Regions from separate parts of the Homo sapiens genome. Here region 2 is linked to region 1. The links are chromatin loops, found by intact Hi-C in ENCODE. Cell type or tissue: Calu3. All regions are shown on one strand.

The links. Peaks named below come from ENCODE experiments on the same cell type or tissue, not always from the same donor. Only the 100,000 strongest peaks of a DNase experiment are listed, where the experiment ranks them.
Region 2: a loop joins it to region 1, with 10 times the contacts of the local background. A loop is called at or near these places in 3 of 110 quality-filtered maps.

The regions. Positions count from the first base shown.
Region 1 is chr18:5,056,553-5,059,052 of GRCh38, forward strand. No RefSeq gene overlaps it. Among named protein-coding and RNA genes, the nearest start is that of LINC01892, 23 kb to the right of the region's middle. In Calu3, a CTCF peak has its summit at 1,390 (motif pointing left); a DNase peak (open chromatin) is centred at 1,359.
Region 2 is chr18:4,016,139-4,018,638 of GRCh38, forward strand. All of the region lies in intron 2 of DLGAP1 (DLG associated protein 1), which reads right to left. Among named protein-coding and RNA genes, the nearest start is that of DLGAP1-AS4, 55 kb to the left of the region's middle. RefSeq lists an enhancer at 1,353-2,034. In Calu3, no CTCF peak of the experiment used is centred here; a DNase peak (open chromatin) is centred at 1,523.

The DNA.
Region 1 (2,500 bases):
CCAGGAGATCGATGTGGCAGTGTAGTGAGCTATAATTTCACACTGCATTCCACCCTGAATGACAGAGCAAGACCTTGGATCTTAAAAATAAAAAAAAGTAAAACATTTGGAGTGAGATAGTTATATCTGTGCATCAGAGAAAAACAGTGGTAGAGGGAACTCTTACACACTGTTGGTGGGAATGTAAATTAGTACAACCTCTAGGCAAAACAGTATGGAGATTTCTCAAAGAACCAAAACTAGAACTACCGTTCAACCCAGGAATCTCACTACTGGGTATCTACTAAAGGAAAATAAACAGTTCTGTCAAAAAGACATCTGCACTCTTACGTTTATGACAGCACTATTCACAAAAAAAAGTCATGGAATCAACCTAAGTGCCCATCAATGGTGCGTTGAATAAAGAAAATTCCATATACACCATGGAATACTATACGGCCATAAAAAGAAGAAAATCATGTCCTTTGTAGCAACATGGATGCAGCTTGAGGCATTATCCTAAGTGAATTAACACAGAAACAGAAAATCAAATATCACATGTTCTCACTTATAAGTGGGAGCTAAACAATGGATACACATGAACATAAACATGGAAAAAATAGACACTGGGGACTCCAAAAATGGGGACAGAGAGAGAGGGGAAAGCGATGAAAAACTACTTACTGGGCACTATGTTCACTGTTTGCGTGATGGGTTCTGTAGAAGTCCAAATCCCAGCATTATGCAGTATAGTACAAACCTGTGCATGTGGCTCTTGAATCTAAATTTTTTAAAAATGAAGTGTTTGCCATTCTCTGAATTGGCTGTGGATTTGGCTTATTCTGTGCCTTCTATTTCCTGCTCCTCCTCCAAGATCCAATAAGTCAGAATCCATCCTAGCAGTCAACCCTCCTTGACATACCAAGGGATGTGGACAGGAGGGCAGGAATAGCACTGTAAGCTCAGACCTCTTCTGGCTGTCCTGACACGCCCCTCTCCTCTTCCCTACTTCCTCCATTCTGCTGCCTGGTTTATCTCTTAGCCTTTCACTTTCCAACCCGGCGTTCTGGCTCCTCCGACCTTCCGCCTGTCCCTGTGATTTTTTCGCCATGCAACAACTCTTTATTAAAATGACCCTACTTCCTCTATCCAGATTTTGCTTGATTTTGCTTTAATTTGCTTACCTCCTTTCTCAGGTCCTCATGACTTCTCCTAGCTACTTTATTGTCCTCTGATCTGATGCTTTTTCCCACATAGGAAAAGCTACTAATTGAATCCCAGCTTCTAAGCCATTGCCCACTAACCTCTCTTGAGACTCAAGAGACCTCACCAGCTGGCTGAGCCTGGAGACCTTGAAATCCAGAGGTGGCTACTGCAGGCTCTTCCCGGGTCGTGCCTGCCATCTTGTGGATATAAATGGTAACTACACCGAGGCTGGGCTCAAAACCCCCTTAAGGATCAAAGGACTTTGTTCCCTTAGTTAAAAACAAAAGTCCATGTTCTCACTCTTAGGTGGGAATTGAACACTGAGAACACACGGACACAGGAAGGGGAACATCACACACCGGGGACTGTTGTGGGGTGGGGGGAGGGGGGAGGGATAGCATTAGGAGAAATACCTAATGCTAAATGACGAGTTAATGGGTGCAGCACACCAGCATGGCACATGTATACATATGTAACAAACCTGCACGTTGTGCACATGTACCCTAAAACTTAAAGTATAATAATAATAAAATTTTTTTAAAGAGTACCTTAAATGCTGCCTTTTGCATCATGTCTTTGACTGGTCATTCCTGTCAAAAGGAATTGATCTTGCTTCTGCAGTCCTGAGGGTCTGCTCCATACTGATCCTGACGAAGGCATTAGGGTACCAGTCTCACATCTTCTATAAACCCCTCTATCCTTCAGAGCTCTTAGCTTTTTCACAAGCGCTTACTAAATGTTCTGGAAAGTTGAGAATCTAAGCTATTCAAACCATGGACCTATGATTAACTTGGAGGTGACACCTTAATTGTAAGTCAAATGCTGCAATCCTTTGCTTACCAATAAATTAGATTCCAAAAGGCTATTTTTAGATGTATGTGTTTGTGAGAAAGTTAAGCTTGCAGTCTCTTGATGTATTTCCACTAAATAAGAGTGTGAATCAGTCCTTTGAGGTTTTAAAACAAGGCATATTCTCATTTTCCTCATGGACAGTTCTATAAGCAACTTTTTTTCTCTTCAGCTACATTTTCTACACTTCTCCCTTGTCTTGATTGCTCTCTGTTTGCCTCCCTGCCCTTCCCCACCTCCCATCTATAGTACAGCTTTCTCTTCCCCACTCTGTGGTCAGAGGCTGCTCTACGTAGACAGCATCATCTCGGCTCCCCACCCTCTGGCTTCCTGTCGGGTTGGGCCATGAGAGGGGGAGACACCGTCAGGAGATGAGAGGTAAAGAGGTGATATGGACTAAACACGTGTCCCCTCAAAACTCCTATCTTGAAGCTCTCACCCCTTGTATGGCTGTATTTGGAGTCAG
Region 2 (2,500 bases), 1.0 Mb before region 1:
TCTTTTCCCTAGAGACAGATATTTAGCCTTCAATTTTATATAGGAGAAAGAACACAAAATTTTAAAATATAAAAGCAATATAAATCTACAGTGGTCTTCAGAGTTGTTCATTTTTAATATAAATAAATTACTAGTTCAAATAACTTCTCCAAAACAAGTTTCCCAGACCACCAAGGCAGCCGCTGGTGAGCGGCCTCACCTGTTATCATCAGTCTTTTCTCATCACACTTCCCTATTTAAGTGTGGAATTGTTCCCAGTTCAAAGATATATGGGAGAGAAGTGGCTGGATGGGTAGGATACACAGAAAACCTTGTGTACATTCTTTGGGAGAAGCTTCTAGAGAAGAATCTGAGCCACAACAGATTACCCTTGGGGAAGTTTGTGGCTATCATCATGAAGGAAGGCTTAACCATTACACAAATCTTTGGAATACTTTTCTTCTGAATTTCTTAGGCCCAGGAGGCTCTATTGCTCAAGTTCATTTTGAAGCACACTGGTTTCAAGACCTGCGTAAGTGTTCCTTGAATTAAAAAAAATCTTTCTCAAGCTCTAGGTATGCTGACAAGTTTGGTAGACCAGAAGTGTGATACTTCTACCTGCGAGGCTCCAGCGGAGTCAGCACTGCAAGGGAGAAGGCAGGGCTCCTGAGCTCAGTTCAGGGTCAGTGCCTTACTTCCTGTGTGATCTCTGCAAAGTGATTTAGTCAACCTCTCAGTCTCAGTTTTCTCATACATAAAGTAGGGATAAAAGTCATATCCAGCTTGCAGATTGACTGTGCAGATTAAATGCATGTCATGTAAAGCACGTGGAGTATACTAAAGGCTCAATAAATACTAGTTCCCTCCCTTCACCTTTCAGCCCCTCATCTCCCCAGCAATATTTTCAGATGAATAAGAGGTGAGAATTTTCAGTCTTATTTACACCAAAGATCACGTTTGGGTAGTCAAAATAAAAGTGACCATATAATCTAAGGAAATAAGTGAGTTATGTGTTCTTAGAACAGGACAGAATAATTAAAAGCAGGCCTGTGCAGAAAACCTGGAAATATGTTGCACATCATCTCTGCATCCTTCCCTCACTCCTCCTTCTCTCTCCCTCAGGGTAGTAGAGCAAAGAAAGTAGAACTCAGGGCAGGGCTTGTGTCTGTTTTGTTCACTCGTGTACACCAAGGGTGTAAAATCCTCATACAGATTTGATGCTCAATAAATATTTGATAAACTGAATACTCAGAAAGAAAGCAGAAATGGTTTGGGACTTCATATCCTGTTTTCCCTGGAGTTCAGCATAAATAAAATAATTATTTCTAACAAAAAAGTTAAAGAAAGTCTTTAATCTTCTACCACAGAAAAAGGTATTGGATTTTTACTCATTTTCCTCAAGCACATACCCAAAAAATGCTCCCAAACAAATAAACATCAGTAAACAATTTCTGGAAACCCAATGTAGCAATAGGTTACAAATAAAGCAAAGAGTGCCCCTGCTGAAACTGCTGTTTATCTTGCAAGGGCCCTCCAGGGTGGAGCTCTCGCCCTCTCCTGGCTCAGCCTTAAACTTCACTATAAGTAAGCAGAATACAGCGGAGACAAGAGGAAGTAGTTCATTTGCATAATACAAACAAAGACTCTCAGGTGAATGGTTTGCCAGTTATCAATGTTTGCTTTGCCGATTAGTGAAACAATCTACCAGTAAGTCTACCTAAAGCCTAATGTGCTATACTTTTTTTTTTTTTCCAGAAAGTTGGTCAATGGAGAAGGCATCAATTGGCAACATTCGGTTGGACCAGTTAATGATTCAGTTTGCTTTTCAAAAGATACTAGCAGACAGCATTAATCTTATCACTCTCTTTAAGTATAATCTGGACGCAGAAAATCACTCACATGCCTTAAGTTAGGTTGGTAACCAAAATATCCATTGTTTCTCTGGATACTAACAACGATTATATTAATAGAAATAGCAGGGACTGTGAAGATTGGCTATGACAAGTGATGCTGTGGTTTACTCTGACTTAGGTTTGCTTCCATGGAGGTCTGATTGTGAGATGGAGATCTGTGGGGAGTTCCACTGGGATGTGCTCTGGGCAAAACCACTATGACAGCAGTGAAGGAAGAAGGATCGGGTGGGAGGGGCACGCTGGAGTCCCGAGCTGGGATGCCCTTCAGAACTGGCCCAAACTGAAGCAGTGGGGATGAGTCTTTGTATCCCCCGCAGTGGCCAGACATTGGATGTGGGCTGCCCAGGGAGGAAGCATGACCTCGTGTGAGGCAGCTCCCTTTGGCCAAAGGCAATTTTCCAGAAGGGATACAGCTGAGAGCTGTCAGGTGCCACCAATTCCAGCAGCTGGCAGAACGAGTACCTTGGCTCTGAAGGAGTATCTGGGTCGCCAACTACAGCATCCGCTAAAACCGGCAAGTTTAAATAACAAAATATTTAGGAATGAGTACTTCCCATGTAACCTGCATATAAAGGACATTTAACAAATATTTGTCGAATGAATAAATG